Linked DNA regions of Mus musculus: all the other regions are linked to region 2. A link is a loop called in an ENCODE intact Hi-C map of the cell type or tissue named here. Cell type or tissue: heart. All regions are shown on one strand. Links, peaks and the distances in the headings refer to the core of each region. The heading gives the core; the rest is flanking DNA.

The links. A loop is a pair of places that touch in the nucleus more often than their neighbours do. Peaks named below come from ENCODE experiments on the same cell type or tissue, not always from the same donor. Only the 100,000 strongest peaks of a DNase experiment are listed, where the experiment ranks them.
Region 1: it touches region 2 in a loop (2.2-fold over the local background); 3 of 42 quality-filtered maps call a loop at or near these places.
Region 3: a loop joins it to region 2, with 3 times the contacts of the local background. A loop is called at or near these places in 2 of 42 quality-filtered maps.

The regions. Positions count from the first base shown.
Region 1 is chr1:165,732,140-165,739,368 of GRCm38, reverse strand. No RefSeq gene overlaps it. Among named protein-coding and RNA genes, the nearest start is that of Gm46168, 16 kb to the left of the region's middle. In heart, for the core only: a CTCF peak has its summit at 3,011 (motif pointing right); a DNase peak (open chromatin) is centred at 3,058; H3K27ac peaks cover 708 bases.
Region 2 is chr1:165,457,567-165,464,795 of GRCm38, reverse strand. Dcaf6 (DDB1 and CUL4 associated factor 6) reads left to right here and starts at 4,333. Exons shown (of 19, transcript NM_028759.1): 1 at 4,333-4,665. The coding sequence starts at 4,569. It overlaps Mpc2 (mitochondrial pyruvate carrier 2), which reads right to left and starts at 3,536. Exons shown (of 5, transcript NM_027430.3): 1 at 3,285-3,536. The coding sequence starts at 3,393. In heart, for the core only: CTCF peaks have their summits at 3,555, 4,185 and 5,079; DNase peaks (open chromatin) are centred at 2,955, 3,635, 4,245 and 5,145; H3K4me3 peaks cover 3,604 bases; H3K27ac peaks cover 2,966 bases.
Region 3 is chr1:166,375,869-166,383,097 of GRCm38, reverse strand. Tada1 (transcriptional adaptor 1) reads right to left here and starts at 3,931. Exons shown (of 8, transcript NM_030245.3): 1 at 3,622-3,931; 2 at 880-971; 3 at 636-701. The coding sequence starts at 3,695. In heart, for the core only: CTCF peaks have their summits at 2,938, 4,007 and 4,208; DNase peaks (open chromatin) are centred at 2,967 and 4,027; H3K4me3 peaks cover 2,386 bases; H3K27ac peaks cover 1,936 bases.

The DNA of each region.
Region 1 (7,229 bases), core at 1,100-6,099, 270 kb before region 2:
TAGCAAGGGGACACTCTTGGTCATAGCAAGAGGGGCACTCTTGGTCAAAGACACTTGTTCCCCTTTGCAACACAGCCTGTTGTAAGTGTGTGATCATCCCACTAGGCCTGGGAGGTATCTGTTTACAAAAATTCCCTGATGGCTGGGGTTGGTTTTCATCCTTGATGAGCCTGGGTTTCCCATACCAACAGTCCTTAGCTAAAGCACCTGGTTTTCTAGTCCACACTTCACGGCTTGTAAATTTAACATCCTTTGAGGAACTTTGTCTGCACCAGGATTTATTCTCTCTTCTTCAGCCTTTGATCCTTTGACCAGGACAGTTTACAGATCAAAGTTGTGCCCACTGAAGGTTGGTTCTTAGTCACTTGAGATGTTTTGTTTCTTGTTTTGTTTCACCTTAAAATTCAGAGTGAGGCTACTGTGGAAAGACACCAAGCCAATACCCTGAATTACAGAAATAAGAGCAGGGGCTTTGGGCCCAGCAGGAGGGAAAGATGACAGTCTGACTAGACCAAATGCCAACCTTGTATCCTGCATCATTGTGAGAATGTAAATGGGCTTGGCCACTGAGGAAAACAATTTGCAATTATCTTCTATACTTAGACCTAGTTGTCCTCATAATTCGAATAGCATTCTAGAGAGGGCTTTGCTCAGCCTTTGTAGTAGAAAAAAAAAACAGAATATGACCGAGTAGAACCTGCTCAACTTTCCTCAGCAAGAGGGACATTTTCACCGAGAGGAACATCATACAACAACAAAAATCACCTCCTGCTACGGGCATCAATATGGAAGCACCGTGAAAACAGAAAGCTCCATGGGAAGACCTTCCGAGGTGCCTCGGTGGTTAAGAGCATTTGCTGCTCTTGCAGAGGACCTGGGTTCAGTTTCCAGCATCTGCGTGGTGACCACACCAATTTTACCTCCAGTTCTAGGGACTCCGAAGCTCTCTTCTGAACTGAGGTTACCAGGTATGCACATAGTATGTATGTAGTGCACATACACACATGTAGGGGAGCCCTCATACACATAACATAAAAACAGGTGCTGCATAATAAAGAACAATGAACTCCTGGGGTCATTTTCCAAGAGTGGGTCCATTTCACTCACAAGAGTTTTGATCTCTCCTGTCCTAATCAGATGCTAGTCCAATCTGAAACAAGTCTTGTCTACAAGAGAATGGTCTAATCAAAGAGAGTCTAATCTTAAGCAGTAGCCCAAACGAAGGCTACTCTCTTTGTAGATTGAACAGCACAGCACATATGGTAACAAAAAAGGAAGGAGGAACCTTTGTCTTAGGCAATCGATGCTTTCCAAACCACACAAGGCCACATAAACTCCTAACGGATCTGGTGGCTTCAATTTGCTCTAAAATCACATTGGTTCTTACAGACAATAGTTTTTTAAAAAGGACTTGAAGTAGGGAGGGGGTGTGCTGGGGTGCCTGATGCCTAGGGGTAGTGAGAAGGAAGGGGGGAGAATGTATACAACCAAGATACATTGTTTACATGTATGATATTGTCAAAGAATAAATAAAAGATAGTCTATTTTTAAAAAGAAAGAAACCACAGCTTAAAATAAACATATATCAAGGCGTTTTGCTCGGAGATGTTTGTCCTTGTGAGCAATGGCATCTGATCTCACTTCTCTACCCTGCTCAAATCATCACAGACTTGCTGTGGCAACATCCCCTTTCTAAACTATTCCCTGAGCAGTTATTGAAAATTCAGCTTCCTTCTGGAGGGGGTGGATTCCTCAGGCCCAGATTAATGGCGTCAGATCTGTGGGTGAGGCTGCATCTATAATAAATAAAGGCTGTCCCAGAACACTGCTGTTTGAGAATCCCTTTGATGTCTCCCTTTCTTTCACGAGCTACAGGATTCACTGACTCTTTTTCTCAAAGGGACTTGGAAGCCAGGCGTGCTGGGAGCATCTGTAGCTACAGCTCTCTGAGAGGCTAAGCAGGAGGCTATCAAGTTCGAGGCGAGCCTGGGCTACATTGTGAGATGAGGTATCAAAAGATTCCAGTAGCACCAACAGGAGATTTGGGCCTAGTTTTCTCCTTCTGTTGAGTTTTCTTCTTCTGAAGTTGGCACTGTGAGTCATGCATCTAGGTAAATAATTTTCTCAAATGCCAGCGCACGCGACCGGCGAGAGGAGAGCTTTGGGGAGACAGCTCTCTCCTTCCACCTTATCGATGCAGGCTCTGTCTTATGTTCTCTGATGGAGTGAAGCTGAGTACTCCTAGCTAGCTGGCCTAAGAGCTTCCAGCCAGCTCTGTCACCAGCTCTCATCTCTCAAACGGAACGTTGGGGTTACAGATGAGGGCTTCTGTCTCTAACGTTTAACATGGGATCACCAGGTGTTGAAACTGGGTCCTCAACCCAGGTCTTCAGGCTCCGACAGCAAGGACCTTTTTTTTTTTTTTAAACCTTCTGAGCTGTTTTGTCCCTTCGTCCTTCTCATTTATTTAAAGGACAGCAATCTTACTGTTTGTCAGCAGCAGGGCCTTTATCAAGAGATTGCATGTTTGCATTCTGTCACGTTTATCAAAAGCCCAGTCAAGAGAAATAAATCTTTGTTTGATGGATTTCCTGAGAATGTGTGGCTCGCTCATTTAAACATTTTAAGCAGGTCTAGACTCTACTTTGGAAACAGGGAGACAGTAGCCTCCCTGGGATTGACTGACTGCTCTCTCGGATGCTTTAATGAACCTTGCTTCGGAATTACGTCACCAGTCTTACTTTGAACACTGTTGAAACAGAGGGATGCCAGACTTGGGGCAAACCTATGATCCTGGCTCTTTGGAGGCTGAGGCAAGAGGATAATGAGTTTGAATCTGAGATCGGCCTGAGTTATTTTGTGAGTTCTATATTTATACAGCAAGACCTTGCCTCAAAATAAATACAGGAAGAGAGAAGGGAAGAAAAATGAGAGTGAGTTGTGGGGGCAGAGATCGCCACAGTTCTAAGACTGAAGCGTCTTTCTCTGGAGACTGTGTGGCATGCTCTGGTCACAAGAGGGCGCTGTTTCTATAGCTTGCAACAGTCTTGCAAATGATCTGTGAACTCATGGATGGGAGAAGTTTGCTGTCTCAGAGTCGCAGGTTTCCGCAGTGAGGCATGTTTCGACACTCCAGTCCAGACTGTAGCTGGAGCCTCCCCAAACAAGGACGTCTGTGCAGAGACAGAACCAGTATTGTCAAAACATCAGTTTCAGGATCTAAACTAGAATAAAAGATAAACGACCTAGAATATTTCTTGGCTTAAAACGGAAGTATTGGAGCTGTACGGATGGCTCAGCAGTTAAAAGCACTTTTTGCTCTGGCCGAGACTCAAGTTTGATTCCCAGTATCCACATGGAGGGTTCCAGAGGATCTGATAACCTCGTCTGGTTTCTGCAAGCACTACATGCGTAAGGTATCCATACATAGGTAGTCAAACCACTCATAAACATAAAATAAAAATAAATAAACCTTTAAAATGGAAGTGTCATCCCATGATGCTGTGGTGGGCCCACACAAGTATCCATCCGAAGCATCGGGTCACAGCACGTCATACCTGCCAGGGACTCAGAACACAGAGGGCCAGTGAACTCAACCACCGTTAAGCAAGTGAGTGGGTTGTGTTCTACTGCACGGATTTTACTGGACCAAAGAAAACCAACAGGGGAATTCGCGTTGGAAGAGGCACGTCTGGACTCAAAATGGAGGCCATGATCCAAAGGAACCAGAGCAGCTGAGAAAGCTGTTTTTTGGTGGTCTGAGCTTCGGAACCACAAATAACTTAAGAGAACATTTTGAGAAACGGGGCACTATTAGAGACTGTGTGATAATGAGGAATCCCCAACAAGACGTTCCAGAGGCTTAAGGCTCCTGACCTTATCTCTTGATGCTGCGGTGAGTGTTCCCCCCACCCCCCTCCCAAAGCTGATGACTGGGGTGGAACCGAGGCGCCATTTCTAGAGAGGCCAAAAGCCATGGTACTTGTTGAACAGTGAAAGAAAATGTTGGTAGTATAAAGGAAAATACAGAAGAGTATAATCTAAGAGACTACTTTGAAAAGTATGGCAGAAGCCATCTACATCATAGAAGTCAAAGAGTGGGGAAAAAAAGAGGATTTGCTTTTGTAACTTTTGATGATCATGGCAGAGTTGATAAAATTGTTCAGAAATACCACACTGTCAATGGGTGTAATTGTGAAGTGGAAAGAGCTGTTTCTAAACAAGAGATGCACCTGCTGACCACAAAGAGTCTGTCAATGGGCATAATTGCGAAGGAGAGATGCAGTCTGCAGGATCGTAGAGGGTTGGGGAGGAGGATGTGGCAACTTTGTGGGTCAGTGAGGAAACTTTGGAGGCAATTTTGGTCTTGGTGGAAACTTTGGTGGAAGAGGAGGCTATGGTGGCAGAGATGGTGGCTGCAGAGGTAGTTACAGAAGTGGTGATGGTGGATATAAAGGATTTGAAGGTGATGGTGGTAACTGTGGTGGTGGTCATGGTTACAATAGTAGAGGAGGCAATGGTGGTGGACCAGGATATGGAGACCGAGGTGGTGGAGGAGGATGTAACGGTTACAATGGAGGGAACTTTGGTGGAGGTGACTGTGGTGGTGGTGGTGGTGGTGGTAGGAACTATAATGACTTTGGAACTTAGAGTGGATAATGGCACGGATCCAGGGGTGGGTTAGTTTTGGTGGAAGAAGCTCAGGCAGTCCCCATGGCAGTGGCTATAGGTCTGATGGTAGAAGTGGTGGACTTGGTAGCAGAAGGTTTTACAAACAGTAGAAAAGGGCTATAGTTCTTAGCAGGAGAGAAAGTGAGGGGTTGTCAGGAAAGCCATAGGTTACTTTGAGATAGTTGTTCCGCATGCCTTAGAGGAACTGTAAAAGTCTGCCACAGAGGGAGCGATGATCCATAGTCAGAAACATCACTGCAACTTAAACAGGAAGCTTAGGTCTATCATAGTGTAGTTTGCAAAATGTGCAGCTGTTTATTAATGCAATGTAGTGTCAATTAGATGTATATCCCCGAGGCCTTTTATCTGGTACAACAGTACCTTTCTCTTCATTACATCAGGCATATTGTCCTGTAAATTGTGGTAGTGGTACCAGGAATAAAAAATTAAGGAATTTTTTTCCTAAACAGAACAGCAATGGCTTGCACAGTAAGATCAAGAATTGACAAATGAGTCCTCATAAAATTGTAAAGCTTTTGTAAGGCAAAAGACACTGTCAATAAGACAAAAAGGCCACCAACAGATTGGGAAAGGATTTTTACCAATCCTAAATCTGATAGGGGACTGATATCCAATATATACAAAGAGCTCAAGAAGCTGGACTCCAGAAATTCAAATAACCCCATTAAAAATGGGGTTCAGAGCTAAACAAAGAATTCTCAATTGAGGAATACCGAATGGCTGAGAAGCACCTGAAAAAATGTTCAACATCCTTAATCATCAGGGAAATGCAAATCAAAACAACCCTGAGATTCCACCTCACACCAGTCAGGATGGCTAAGATCAAAACTTCAGGTGACAACAGATGCTGGGGAGGATGTGGAGAAAGAGGAACACTTTTCCACTGCTGGTGGGATTGCAAGCTTGTACAACCACTCTGGAAGTCAGTATGGAGGTTCCTCAGAAAATTGGACAAATACTACCGGAAGATCCAGCAATACCTCTCCTGAGCATATACCCAGAAGAAGTTCCAACTGGTAATAAGAACACCTGCTCCACTATGTTCATAGCAGCCTTATTTATAATAGCCAGAAGCTGGAAAGAACCCAAATGTCCCTCAACAGAAGAACGGATATGGAAAATGTGGTGCATTTACACAATGAAGCACTACTCAGCAATTAAAGACAATGGACTTACAAAATTCTTGGACAAATGGAGGTATCTGGAGGATATCATCCTTAGTGAGGTAACCCAATCACAAAAGAAGTCATTAGATATGCACTCACTGATAAGTGGATATTAGCCCAGAAACATAGAACACCCAAGATACAATTTGCAAAACACAAGAAAATCAAGAAGAGGGAAGACCAATGGGTGGATACATCATTCCTTCTTAGAATAGGGAACAAAATACCCATGTAAGGAGTTAAGAGACAAAGTTTGGAGCTAAGACGAAAGGATGGACCATCCAGAGACTACCCCACCCGGGGATCCATCCCATAATCAGCCACCAAACCCAGACACTATTGCATATGCCAGAAAGATTTTGCTGAAGGGACTCTGTTATAGCTGTCTCATATGAGGCTATGCCAGTGCCTGGCAAATACAGAAGTGGATGCTCACAGTCATCTATAAGATAGAACACAGGGCCCCCAATGGAGAAGCTAGAGAAAGCACCCAAGGAGCTGAAGGGGTCTGCAACCCTATAGGTGGAACAACAATATGAACTAACCAGTACCCCCAGAGCTCATATCTCTAGCTGCGTGTGTAGCAGAAGATGGCCTAGTCGGCAATCACTGGGAAGAGAGGCCTCTTGGTATTGCAAACTTTATATGCCCCAATACAGGGGAATGCCAGGGCCAAGAAGTGGGAGTGGGTGGGTAGGGGAGCAGGGCTGAGGGAGGGTATAGGGAACTTTCGGGATAACATTTAAAATATACATAAAGAAAATATCTAATAAAAAAGACACTGAAAAAAAATTAAGGAATTTTTAATGAGGAGGGGGAAGGAGGAGGAGGAGGAGGAGGAGGAGGAGGAGGAGGAGGAGGAGGAGGAGAAGAAGAAGAAGAAGAAGAAGAAGAAGAAGAAGAAGAAGAAGAAGAAGAAGAAGAAGAAGAGCAACAACAACAACAGCAGCAGCAACAGCAACAACAACAACAACGGCTTCAGAGATGGCTCAGTGGTTAAGAGCTGATTTTTCAGAGGACATGGGTTCAATTGCCAGGACTCACAACTCACAACTGTTTGTAACTCCAGTTCCAGGGGTCCACCACATTCACACTGATATATATGCAGGCAAAACACCAATGGACATAAAATTAAAATTCAATTATATTTTTTAAAGAAGACTAACATGTATGGGCTTAAGTGCTTTGAGATACAGAGCAGCCACCTCATAGTAAATATTCTGCTCTCTGTGTGTGTGTGTGTGTTCGTGTGGTGTGTGTGTGTGTGTAAATGTTGATGTGCATGAATGGAGGTACATACATACTATATTGTGCACATGGAGGTCAGAAGAATCATCCAGTGTCAGCCCTCAATGTCTACCTTGTTTGAAA
Region 2 (7,229 bases), core at 919-5,918:
CGTACCCTTAATGTTAAGATCTGGCAAATGCCTAGAGCATAGTTACACAACTGGCTTGTTTGGAGCAACATGCTTTCTATCTAGTTAGCTAGACGGCGGGTTAAATGACAGCCCTTATATGAGCTGAGGAACTTGTCTAGGAATCCAATTTAGTTATTTTTTATTATTTTCCTACAGAGGCAATCATGCTATATCATAGCACATGACTTATACAAGCAAACAGATGACAATGGCCTCAAAATTCCAGGCCACATAGTATTCCAACTACAATAAATATCTAAATAGAACATATTCTTGTTACCTCTTTATAAATATTTGTCAATAACAAAAAATAAATTTAAAATTTTATAATAAGCAACATATACTTTCTGACTGCTAATATTCTAACCTTTCATAACTTTTTAATAGAACCTTGTATATGAATGTAGTCTAATACTTAGAAGGTTATTCAATACCAAATACTAAAGTACAATAGTATTCAAAGGGACTATTCATTCTGGGTAATGAGTAGAATAATAATCTGTTTTCTCAGATTTTTGTTCAAACATTAGACAGTCATCAGTCATATTTTTCATGCTTGTTCATGTCTATATTGCTGGGCTTACAACTTTTCAATCACAAATACGTTTTTAGTGGTAGGCATCTTCACATATTATTAAAAAACTTAATTGCTAGAGATGTAGCTTGGTTATAGAGTGCTTGCTCTGAAAACATAAGGGGTCTGGTCCTGGTTAATGGTCCTGAATTAATGAACCTTTAATTCCAGCACTAGGGAAGCCGAGGCAGGAAGATTTCTCTTGAATTTGACGTCAGACTATTCTATATAGCAGGTTTAAAGACAGCCAGGAGAATGTAATAAGATTCATTCTTTGTTTTTGGAGACAGTTTTTTTTTTGTTTGTTTGTTTTGTTTTTTGTTTTTGTTTTTTTCCTGTTTCACAGCCTTGGCTATCCTGGAACTCAAACTCACAGAGATCTGCTTGCTTCTGCCTCCGGAGTGCTGGGATTAAAGAAGTATGCCACCACTCCAGTAAAGATCTAATTTTAAAAAAGCAAAACAGCAACAAACAAGACCTCAAGTTCAAGGTCAAACTGGGATAGAAGGGACCTTGTCTCAAAAACAAACAAACAACACAATAACAACATCAAAAGCCCTAAACCCTTTATTTGGAAGAGAAAGTTCGTTCTGATTTGTAAAACAAATACTTTTGTACATGCTTTACAGATATTACAATCATTTAATTTTTCACAATCATTTTTAATTTTAAAAGATTTGCACCCAGGCAGTGAGGGCTCACACTTTCAATCATAGCACCCAGGAGGGAGAGGTAGGCAGATCTCTGAGTTTGAAGCCATCCTGATCTACAGAGCTAATTCCAGGACAGCCAGGGCTGCACAGAGATATCTTGCCTTGAAAACCAAACCAAACCAAAAACAAAACACAAAACAAATAACCAACTAACCAAACAAAAAGATTCCTAAGGTTTGGGGAATTCGTTAAAGTCAAGATTTAACCTGCCTCTGTCTTCCAACTCTGTGTTCCTTTTATTACACTTAAAACAGAATTAACCCAAAGACTTCCGGATGAAATGCACAAAATACTCTGTACAGTTTAAGTACTATAAACAATAATTACAAGTGGCTAAAAGCCAGGGTCTTGAAAAAGATCAACAAAAGACTACTTTCCAATTCTCTGTTAGCTTAAGTGCTTTAAAACTGAGCCTGCTCCACACTGTCCTCACTCCAAAGCTGGAGGGTAAGAATTGCCAAAGACCTCAGTTGATTTTGTAACATTCTGATCATTACATAGATTGTCAAATTATTATCTTCTGAAAATCTCTGCCATAAAACATAACAAAGCAGAAAAATGTAAAAACTAATAGGTAACTAAACAAACTTCATCAATAAAGTTCCTTAAAACAAGTTTTATAATGGTTTTCATACTGCAGTAATGCCATTAAGTGTTAAAATTACCATCTATGCAGAGGTATAGACCATTCTGTTATTAGAGTGGACACCAGATTTAATAACCAGCCCAGGCTCTAGAGAACTGCCTCATCCCTTAGAACTAAACCTTCCTCTGGGCATGGTGGCCCACACCTTTAATCCCAGCACTTGGGAGGCAGAGGCAGGTGGATTTCTGAGTTGAAGGCCAGCCTGGTCTATAGAGCTGAATTCCAGGACAGACTGGGCTATACAGAGACGCTGTCTCAAACAAACAAAGAAACAAACAGAACTAAATCTTTCTAATATCAATTGTAGACTATGGATTTAATCTATGTAAAGGCAAAGTTCACTTTTTTGTTAGCAACTCCATTTTTCCACTGTGAGTAAATTTTTCTATTTGCTCAATTTTATGCTTGAAAGACTTCATAATATAATCAGATTTTAGTCCTCACCCAAGTATTACTATCACCCATTTTGTATTAGAAATAAACTAATTTAATAACTGTGATAAAGAGCTAGAGGGACAGGGGCCTTCCAGTTTCTTAAAGAATTATTTTAACTACAAGAATTCTTATCCAGTACTTGTGACAGCTAACATCCTCAAAGAATCAAGCATATGTTATTTTTGATTTTCACACTGAATACATTTTATATGAATTAAGACAGAGGTATAGAATTTTGCCCAAGGTCACATCTTGGTGAGCGGTGGAACAGAACTGTATTCATATCTGCCCACATAAAACACAGATATAACCTGGTCAGTGATTGCATAATGACTGGCTTATTATACTGGGTCTATGGAACCAGGTTGACATTGACTGAACCGGGAAGGGGAAGGGGATGGGGGTGGGGAGCGTCCAATTTTGGGGAGGGCTCACTTAGCAGGCCTCTGCCAAGAGGAACTAAAGTATGACCTTTACTCCAAACCCTCTGCTGAGACCAGACAGACACCTTTTCAGCTCTACCCCACGTGTGCGTTAGAAATTCACGGAGGGAGAAAGGGGAGGAGAAGGAGGGTTTCATGGTGGCCCAAGACCCCTTCGTGGCTCTCAGGAGTTAAGTAAGGTTCAAGTCTGGAGGAGAGGTCGGGAGTGTGAGCAGTGTTTAAGGGAGCGAAGACATCAAAAGTCAACAAGGGCACTGGGTGCTGATACTCGGTTTTTGGAAAGAGACCTAAGATGAAACAAGGTGAAAGACTAGGAGAATTGATGGATTCCCTTCAGTGGCGAGATGAGGGCTCTGGGATTCCGGTAGCAACTCAACTGTCACAGGGCCTCTAATGTCCCGGTTTCGGAGGGAGAGGAACGATCTCCGTGCGAGCCGTTCAGGATTCATTACCTGCCGGGTGGTTGTAAAGCGGCCTCAATTTCTTTGGCAGCAACAACTCCACTTTATCCATGAGTCGGTGGTAGGTGGCCCGCAGGCCTCGGGCGCCGGCAGCTGCCATCGCGGCGGCCTAGGGATCGACAGCAGCAGGGTGGGAGCGCCGCTGTGTCCGCGTTCCTGGCTGACAACGAAGGGCGGCTCGTCACTTTCTCTCTGCAGCGCTGGGGCGTCCGCCTCTGCCCTAGGGCGCCCTTCCCCGGCTCTGGCAGCCAGAGGTGAAGCACCTAGAGGCCGAGTCCCGCAAAGGCTCAGGGGGGCGGAGCTCAGCAAAAGCCCGCCCCGGCCCGCCTCCTGCGAGCGGGTTGGGGAGACCGAGGGGGAGGAGTCATGGCAACAGGTGCTACAGAGGTCGCCGTGCTGGGGCCGCTAGAGCTAGGCGGGCGAGGCGTTGCGCAAGCTTAACGGCCTGCTCTAATTGGCTGGCCTCACAGAGCGGAAGAGGCGTGGCCAGAAATCATCTCCTTCCGGCCCTGGAGGCCATGTTGGAGAGGGGAACCTGAAGCCGCACTTCCGCCCGGTCCCTCACTTTGACTAATAAGCTTTCTGGGCTTCCCTCTCCCGAACTGAAGATGACGCTGGATACCTGTCGGACTTCCTCTTATTTACTTATTGTTTTTGAGTCGGTGTCTTCGCTGTGTACCCCAGGCTGGCTTGGATCTCGCTATGGTCCAGCCTCCCGACTGCTGGGATTGCATGCATGGGTCATCACGCCCGGTTTTTTCCTTTGACTCGAGAGGCGTGAGCAAGACAACCTCAGCGGCTTCCGTCATGCCTCTCCAATCCATTAAGGAGTAGGCTAGAGCGCCCTCAAGCTCCTCTCCTAGGGTGAGGGCAATCGTGACGCACAGCGGCTTCTGTTGCCCGTGTGCATCCTCTCGCGAGAAGGGCCGGGAGGGGGCGTGGTCTAGGGAGGAGAGGGAGGAGCTCGCGGCCGCCTCCGCCTTCGCCTCCGCCTCCCGCGGGAGGGGGGTCGAGGGAGGGGACTGTTGCCGATCTCTAGATGTTCTGGGTAGTCTGAGGAGAGTATGAGGCGAGCCGTGGCCCGGGTACCTCTCCGCTCCCGGGGAGAAGGCGCGGCCGTGGCTGCCGCCCTCTGAGTCGCGGCGCCGGCGAGGCCCCGGGGCGCGCGCATGGTGCTGGTGCCGCTCGGGTGTTGATCGGCCTGTCCCCTCCCTCTCTTCCCCTCCCCACCCCCCGCGGTGGTCTCCCCTTTCCCACCCCAGCCCCTGCGGAGCCATGGCTCGGAGTGGCTCCTGCCCGCACCTGTTGTGGGACGTGAGGAAAAGGTCCCTTGGGCTGGAGGACCCGTCCCGGCTGAGGAGCCGCTACCTGGGTGAGCGGGGGCCCCGGGGCGGCGGCGCTGAGGTCGCCGCCCAGAGGTGGGGGAGGGGGCGCCGCCGGGGCTGTTGGCGACCGGACCGAGCCCCGACCGGGGCGCCCCGCAGGCTAGGTCTCAGGTGGGATGACGGCGATCCGCGCCCGCTCCTCCTAAGGTCGGGGTCCCCTTTGCAAGCTGCCAGGCGCGGCTCAAGCTGGGCTTCCCTCGGAGAGCCGGGCCGTGGGGAGGCGGCACTAAGCCCGGAAAGGTGTTGGGGTCGCTCGTGGGCTGGGACTCCGGAGAAGACTCCGCGAGCCTTACGGAGATGCCACGTTGAACGCCAAAGTTGGCGCTTTTGCTTTTCTCCGGAGCTGTCCCCGCTCAGCCGAAGACCTCAAGGTGTTGCTTGTCCACCTTCTTCTTCGGCTTCCGCAAGGGGTTAGATGTCGCCCGAGAGAGACGCTGTTGACCACCCTCAGGGACTTGACACCCCAGCCGGGCTCGCTGTAAACCGTGGCGCTTAGCCCAAACCTAAAAGAGATCGCGGAGCCCTCCCCACCCCCGCGCCTTCCCAGGTCCAGCCTGCTGTCAGTCCCGTAGACCTCTTTTAGGTGGTGTAAGGTTTCACGTTCCTGTTCCCACCCCTGGAAAACACACTTGGCATTTTCTGTTTCTTAGTTAAGCTTTCTAAAAACAACCTTCAGGACTGTGGACGCAGGGTTCCACCTTTTTCGTTCTGTGTACCGTGAGTTTTGTTGAGTGTGTTGGGTCATGCCAGAGTCAACTAAAAAGTCCTGTTTCTTCAAAGTGCCTCCTCCCCCCAACTCTGTCATTTCTTTGCCAAGTGAAGCGATTTGTTGCTGTCATTTTTTTTTTTTTTTTTACTAACAACAAAAATAGAAAGAAATGAAATCTCATTACAGCCAATACTACTGGCTGTAAATTGCTTAAAGGACGCCTAGGTGTGCGTTTTAATGTTTTTAAATGAATGTTATCATTGTAAGAATTAAATACAAAAAAGCAGAAGTCCCAGAATCGGTCCCATTTGGATTTCATGCCACTGCCCCTAGAAATGTTTCTGTTTTGTGATTATTTTCCTTGATTTATTTCCTTCTTAGAAATGCATACATATATAAATACTAGTGCCTGTATGTGCACCCTACATGTGTGTGAATGAAAACCGGATGCATGGTGGTGAAAGCATTTTTCTCCCTTGCTTTTTTCTTCACTGCGTCTGGAGATCCTTTTAGACATAAAAATGTGTGTAAAACATTACATAGTACTTAATGAAGAATTTTAATGTTCTAAGTTTTAGTCTCTTTAATTTTTATTTGAAAGAGACTCCTTATATAGTCCAGACTAGCCTTAACTTTTATCTCATTCTCCTGATAGCTGGGATTACACTGTAAATTTTCACCTGACCCTGTCCCCTTTTCTGTAATATGTGTTCACTGTCATGACTGTGCAAACATCATTTACATATGTTGTAGTAAGTACCTAGACTGCTTGTTTTTAATATTTGTAAAGTCCTTTTTAAAATCCTTGTCTTAAAAGAGGTGTGAAAGTTTATTTTAAAATTTAGTTTGTGTAGAAAAAACAGACTTTTACCTTAATAAAGCAAATGCTAAAGTTTTGTGTGAGTGAAGTTATAATTTAGTCTTATTTCAATTGGGTTTGGCTGTGTATAATAAAGGTAATGAGAACATGGTCAGTGGGGCTCTCGAGATGGCTCAGCGGGTGAGGGTGCCAGCTACCAAGCCTCTGCTGCTTCAGTTTGTTCTCTAGACTCTGACATTGCAAAGAGAAAACTCTTTAAGACTAAGAACTGCCTTAGTCTTCTAAGTTCTGGAGTTACTGATGTTTGCCACTATGTTTAGCTTTAAGTAATTGAAGTGTAACAATGATGCATACTTCAGCACTTCTTTAAAAGCGATTTTTCCTGGGTTAGATGGCAGACATCTGTAATCCTGTAATCCCAGCACTTCCAAGGTAAAGGGCTGGCTGGTAGGATCACCTGTTTAAGGTCATCTTTGAAATAAAACCTATGGGCAGGCAGTCTAATGAATCTGATACCTAATAAGTTTCTTTGTGTGTGTGGGGGGGGGGAGGATGACCTTTCTCATAAAGCCTTTTTTGATGAGGAAGGAGACTTGCTGCTAGTTTGAAGGATTTTTAGTGAAACTCTGTCTCAAAAAACAAACAAACATACAAACAAACAAACAAACAAACACCCTTTTAAATTCCAAGTGCAAGGAACTTAGAAAGTTAGTTGATTTCTTAAAGACATGCAGATTTAAACATCATAATTGTTCAGAGTTTTATAGTTTGCATTTTCTCCTAATAGGCTTCTATTATTTGCATTCCTAATAATAAATTACTGCTAAGTAACATTCAAACTGGAATGCTCATTTTTATGGAGGTTTCGATACTAAAGAAACAAAACACAAAGGTTCCATTAACTTCCTCAGGAACTGAACAAGGAGAGAAAACTCTGACAAAATTACCAGTTTTTTAGATAATGACGCTAATGTATTCACTGACTTCCTATAGCACACAAACAGGATTGGTATTGTCACTGC
Region 3 (7,229 bases), core at 1,441-6,440, 920 kb before region 2:
GAAAACAGGTCCACCTGTGATTGTCACATAGAAAGAAGGACATTTTACTTGTAACAAAAACCATTCTTTTGTTACTAGCAAATATTCATTTCATTATGAGGAAATAGTGTTCAATGAAGAAATAATGCTTAGTTTCCAGATTGGAGATTTACACTTATTTTACAATCTTATCAGGAGGGACATTTTTAAAGCACTTACTTCCTCCCAACACTCTACCAAACGGGCGCTGAGCGGCTCTACTGGGTGCTGTTCTGCTCAGCACACATCCCAAGCCCAGGCTTCTACTGCCTGACTTCCCAGCATCCACTGCTCAGCTGTGTCTCCTAATGCCGCCCTCTCCTGGTACCCACTGCCTCTCATCACAGCCTTCACTGTCTGAATCCTGACTCCCACCCTGGTCATCAGAATGTGACAAGCTGTGTGGGGAGTAAGAGTACTAAGCACAAGGAAGAGTGTGTGTGTGTGTGTGTGTGTGTGTGTGTGTGTGTGTACAATCATCACCTACACAACATTTGGTGGTGGTAGTAGTGGTGGAACATTTCCTTTGTAAACCTAAGTGGTGTCTGATGAAGGAAGTTAAATATCCAGCCCGCCCCCCCCCCTCCCTGAGACTGGAAACATTCCCACCCCCTTACCTGGTGTAGAAACCAAAATCTGACAACGTGTGAGGATGGCCAGGAGGAAGTCATTGTGAGAATGCACTGAAAGGAAGGAAGGTTGTCACAAGTCAGAGGAGCTCGGAAATACTTAAATTGTTCCCTCTCTCCCTACCAGTCTTCCCAGTTACCTTTGTAACCATAATATTGTTAAGATTTTCTTACACAGCATCAAACACAAAAGTACTAATTGCAAATCTGGGGAAACTGGGAGAAGATCTACCATTGTCCTGTGTGAGGAGTCTGTGAGCTTCAAGGTCGAACTCCTCCTTGCTGATCTTCTGCTTGAACCACAACTTCAGGTTGGCCCAGTATCTGCAGAAGGAGAAATGACATTAAAGCCACAGACTTCTGCTTCTGCCTCTGCCCCGGGGTTCACTCCCAGGGAAGACAAATTTATAATCCCCGGTGTCTTGGGCTGAGAAGCACTTGTGGCTCTGGGCCAAGCCTATATTAAAGATGGTTAGGAGGAGACCACGAGGTGACTCCTAAGCTAGTCTGTCTAGTCAGCAGCAAAGGAGGGGACAGATACTTCAGACTCTTGCAGAGGTCCCAGGAGAGCCTCAGAAGAAACCCACCCGTCCAGCATACTGGCCTAGGATTTACAACCCCCAGAGCTGTGAAAAGAGTAACTTCTGTGGTTTAAGCAACTCGCCTGTGGTGCCTAGCAAATGAACACACCAAAGAGGCAGAGGAGCAACAAGAAACATCCTTTCTCCCTAAAGGAGGACTCAGGGCAGACTTGGTGCAGACACACCTGTGCCTTTCCTTCTCTTGGCCGCCTTCTTAAAAGAACATGGCGGACTTACTCCTAAGCGTGAACGTTTTATGAGGAGGAGAGTGGTGACTAACACCTATTCCTGTGCCACGCTTCCGTTCAGATGAGCTCAAATCGGCAGAAATGCTGCCTTTCTAATCACTCGCCAGAAAGGAAGTATTCCTGGATATGAGTAACTGAAAGCCTGTGGTTTTAACATCTGGACCGCTGGACATATGGTAAACAATTCACACCATGCACTCTGTATACCCTTGTTTTACCTACCTCCCAGGATCCCATTTAAATGGTCATGATGAACAACGAAAAGCAAACTGCTTAAGAGGAAATGGCCAGAGACAAGCAAGCTTAACCAAGATGGCAGGTTTTAAAAATGAAGACCGGAAACAGAAATGCATTACAATCCCATCATTAACTGTGTCCCTGACACAAAGACTTGTGAATTTCACATGACAGATACATAAAATTTGGAATCAGCACCCATATTTGTGCAACATCACAGTCAGCTCTGGCCATTACAAATGGATCAAAGACTGCAAAGGTTTCTGTCATGCCTGAGTTTGCTAAGTGAGTCTGGAAGGAAGGCACAGTTACTCTGGCCAGAGTTAGAGTCATGGCCTTCACAAGTCATAGCCTGCAGATTTAGCTCCGTGTGAAACCATTCACTTCCAAAACCCTGTGAGCGTGGAAAAAGAGACAAGTCTCCCAATAGGCTTTTTAACCGTAAGCCTCACCAAACAGTATTATAAAAGTACACAACCATTCTAACGAAGCCAAAGGCTGCCATTTTTACCTATTTAAATTTAATTTAATTTCCTCCTTGCATCTCAGGTGGTCCTTCACCCATGGCGCTTGGTGTGACAGTCTTGAGGCAGGACTATCAAACTGAAAACATCACAAACGTAAAAAACGCAAAAGAGTCCCTCACCCCACTCAGCTTGCAGCCTCTTACCAGCTAACATCGAAAATTCCAACACAACTAACAATCTCTGTCTAAGGCCTCCCTCCTTCTCGCTTCCAGGCTGTAAAACCGCAGTTGTCTGGTCATCTGGACAGAGAAACCCCTTGTGCAACTTTAATGTCGCCTGGTTTTACTCTACCAGACTTTATAAGCTTGTCCACCTCATCAGCAAAAAGAGAAAAAAGAAAAAGAAACTTGTACAAAATTCTTGGGTGTAACAAGACAGCTGCCAAAACGCACAACTTGTGACTCTCCATTGAGAAGTCCACATCTGGGTATGTCTTATTTCCCTGGGCATCTCTTTTTAATTCCGGTGCTTAAAAATCTACAAATAATAATACTTATTATTTATTTATTTATTTATTTATTTAAAGCCTTTTAAAGAGGGGTTCCGACGAGGAGCTTGCACCTAAGCTTTTCTGACGGCCTTTCTATTAACACCACCTCTGCTTCACGGGCTGCTCTTGTCAATCATTTCAACTTCAGTGCCAGGAAATACGGGTTTGCCAGAATTGAAGTTCCCCCAAAAGATCGAGGCTCCTCCTCCGGCTGCCGCAGGCTACTGCTTATAGAGCTGTCACTCTGCCCCAGTCCCTGCTGACAGCCCGGCGGTGTGGGGAACGGGAGGACTTTCCAAGTAACCCCTGAAAAGCATCACACGGCGGGAACCAGAAGCCTCAGTCCCATCCTTGGGCAGTGACTTTGGGGGAATAAGTAATCTCTGTCTCTCGAGTACGAACTGTGCCGATCTCAGGTCTGAGGATTGGCTGGCCCGTGTGGAACACTGGGAAAGGCGTCCTACGGCCGGCTAGGCAGCCGCCCCCTTGGATGCTGTGGTTGTAAGGTGGGTGACCGACCGACTTCACTTGGGGTCTCTGTGCCTTCCGAACCCGCTTTCACAGCTCTTCTAGCTGGCCCCTGAGCAACGCGGGCCTCCGCCTCCGGGAAGCCCTCCGGGCCCCCCCACCCCGCCCCGGCGCGCCCCCCGCTCTACCGACTCCGGGGCGCCTAGGGCGCTGCTCCCGCCCCCACGCGGGTATCACCGGTGTCGGGACGCCCAGGAGAAAGTCCTCCAGCGCCTCGAGTCCCGGCGGAGCCCGCACGGGAGCCGTGGCGGCCGCGAGACGCCTACGGCCTCCGGGAGGTGAAGAGAGTCCAGGGACTACGGCAGCCCCGAGCTTGGGGCACACCCACGGACAGGCCCGGAGGCTGGTCCCCGCGGCTCTTACTGTTTCACGTTGTCCCCCAGCGCCTCGCTCAAGTTCTTCTTGGCTGCCTCCAGCTCGCTCACAAAGGTCGCCATTGCAGCGCGCGTCTTTCAGCCCGACCGTAGACCGCGCGGCCCACGGCCACCAGCAACCGAAAGATCAACGCGGCGGAAGGCCTGCGCGCCGGACGCTGGAGGCTCGACTCGACTCGATTCCACTCGGCTCGGCTCGGCTCGGTTCGGCTCGGCTCGGCTCGGTTCGGCTCGGCTCGGCTCGGCTCGGCTCCGCTCGGCTCGGCTCGGCTCCGCTCGGCTCGGCTCGGCTCGGCTCTGCTCGGCGGCCCCGCCCCCATCCGCTAGGGAGACGTTGCGTGGGTTTGGTTCTTGGCCCCGCCGTCTCGCAGTTGGGAAAGCACCCAGCCAAACTCCCTTCGCCAACTCCCGCCTCTTGGCTCACGTGACCCGCTTCCCCTGGTGGGCGCGTGCCCAACCTACGCCCGCCTGCCCGCCCGCGGCGGCCCCCGGGGCGCGAACTTGACCGCCCCGCCCGCCCTCCGGCCAGGCCCCGCCCTGACTGCAGGTCAGCTCTTCCCAGAAGGAAGAGCTCAGGTCCCCGAGTGCATGCAATATCTAATTTATCCTCTTGTCCTCATTTTTTTGCCAAGTGCTCACCACCTATTGTGACATTTAGTTGGTCGATCTCGTTTTCTGCCTCCTGCAACTAAAACGAGAGCTGCCTGAAGGCAGGATTTATGTTACTCAAGTTCTGAACATTCACTATTGACAGATCAAATAAAAATAATTCCCAAGCAGGACTACCAAAGGTCCTAGGGGAGGTAACAGGAGGAGTCTCAGCAGCTAGTTAGCCTGACCCACAGAGGAAAAGACGCAAAGAACCTCGTTTCAAGTCAAGGTCAAGTGGAAGGACCCACAAGCTAGCTTGTCCTCTCTCAAATTCCAAATTCACACTCGAATATGCACATATATACTACACTAGGAAGCCATAGCTGTGTTCAGCTTAAAACTTTTTAAAGCCTACTTTTAAAGTCTCTCTCTCTCTCTCTCTCTCTCTCTCTCTCTCTCTCTCTCTCTCTCTCTCTCTCGTTTTGACAGAGTGGCCTCTTAACTCACATAGATCCAACTGCCTCTAGTGCTGGCTGGGACTAAAGGCATGGGTCACCATGCCCAGCTTGTTTGTTCTTGAAATAGGGTCTCTCTTTGTAGCCCTGGCTATCTGACACCAGGCTATTATTTTGCCTTAATGTTCATGTTTGTTTGTTTGTTTTTTGAGACAGGGTTTCTCTGTATAGCCCTGGCTGTCCTGGAACTCACTTTGTAGAACAGGCTGGCCTTGAACTCAGAAATCCACCTGTCTCTGCCTCCCAAGTGCTGGGATTAAAGGCATGTGCCACCACTGCCCGGCTAATGTTCATACTTTTAATGACAGCATAATTTTTTAAAGATTTTGTTTTTAGGTAGATGTCGTTGTGAGTGAATTTACAGGTGGTTGTGAGCAGCGGGCCCTGTTAAATACTGCACAGATAAGATGCATACAATGACTTCTTTCCTGTCTATTAAACTGGGGTTTTCTCCTGTATTAAAAGAAATATTTTAACAAGCATCTTTATGCAGATTCTCCTCATTTGTAATTATTACTTTAGGACAGAATCCTGTAAGAGAATCATGGGATCGGGTGGCAGGAATCGTTATGAATGTCTCGTCCCTGTGGTCAAGCGCCTCCCAGTTTTTAAAATAATCCTCCCTATATTCAAAAGGAAGCCCCAGTTTAAACCCAGCAGCCTTCCGGGTGCTTGCAGAAGTGGTCAGGCTGCTCACTTTTCATCACGTGCATTTAACGGCCTCTGCTGCACACCTGATACCCAGTCCCTTCCAGTAGGGTGGGTGACTGGGGGCGGATAATATTACTCTTAAATATTGCCCACTTTCTGCAATTTATTTCCATAGGCCAACACAACAAAAAAGGAAGATACCCACTGGTTTATTTTTCATAGCAGCTTTTAATTTACTATTATTTATTCATTCATTTATTTATTTACATGCGTATGTGTGTAGGGACTCAAGGGTCACAGCCCACGTGTGAGGTCAAAGAACAAAGGACTCAGGTCTGCCCTTCTGCCACGTGTGTTCCAGCAAGTGAGCTCGTGATCAGGCTCGGTGAGGAGCACCATTACCACCGAGCCCTTTCACCACCTGATTTCATATAACTATTTTACTTGCATATTTATAAAAGCTTTGTCTCTGTTTATTTCTCAGTTTTCAGCATCTTAAACAGCATTGTTTTTGCTTTAGCATATTTTTTGGAAGAACACAACAAGAGATCTACCTGTAACAGATTTTGTAACTGTGTATCACTGTGTGTACAACAATGTATAAGAAGATCTCTAGAGTCTACTTAGTTACTTCCCATTTCTCCTTCTCCCAGCCCCTACTAACCTTTCACTCTATGAATTTGATTACTTTAAATTCCTCCTATGAATGAAATTGTGGCATACTTTTTTTAATGTTGTGTCTTTATTTCACATAGTATGTCCTCAAGATGCAACTGAACTGTGTTGTCACACTTTGTATTCATATATATGAATGACTTATATATGACATATATATATATATATACACACACACACACACACACACACACACACACACACACATAGGTTGTTCATCTGTCAACAGACTCTTAGGCTAGGCCACATCCTAACTACTGGGACTATTGTGTAGGCCAGGCCACACTGTAAAAATAACTTTTATTCATCTGATGCAGATGTCTGTGAGGCTGACTGCCTCTATCTGTAAGCCTAGTCCTGAAAGCTGCTAACCTAGGCCTAGAATATTTCAGCCTCTGAGGCTCACTGCTGACTGCGCTCACGCTTTCCAGCTCTTTATGAACTCTGGCTGGCTGGTTCAACTCAGCTGCTCTGGCTCCAGCTCTCCAAGCTGACTGATTCAATCTGGCTTCTTTCTCTTGGCCTCTCCTAGATTTCTCTGCTTGGCCTCATACTAACTGTGGCAATATGCTCTAATCTTTTGGCTTCTTTTCTGGTTCTTTTTATGTAGTTAAACCAATTTAAATGTATCCCCGTCAGGCTTACAAATGAGTGAGACTCCGACTACTGAGTCTTGGCTTTGAAAATCACTGGAGATAGCCCCTTACCTACTTTTCTGCTGGCCTGGCTACCTCCCCAGCAGTGTGCTCCAGACACTTGCTGTTTCTCCTGGCCATGTGCTTGCTCATGGTCCATCTCCCCTCATGGTGGTTTCCCCCTCTCCCCTGAATCCTTCTTCTCTCTGCCTCTGCCACCCCCCACCAGGTAAACTTGAAACCTGCCGACCTCTAATCCCTCCAGAAATTGGCTGAGCCAATTTTATTTAACCAAATAGTTGTTTTTGTTGTTGTTTTTGTTTTTGTTTTTGTTTGGTTGGTTGGTTTGGTTTGGTTTGTTTTTGTGAGACAGGGTTTCTCTGTGTAGCCCTGGCTGTCCTGGAACTCACTCTGTAGACCAGGCTGGCATTGAACTCAGAAATCTTTCTGTCTCTGCCTCTGCCTCCCGAGTGCTGGGATTAAAGGTATGCGCCACCACGCCCGGCCCTTAACCAAATAGTTTTAAATTA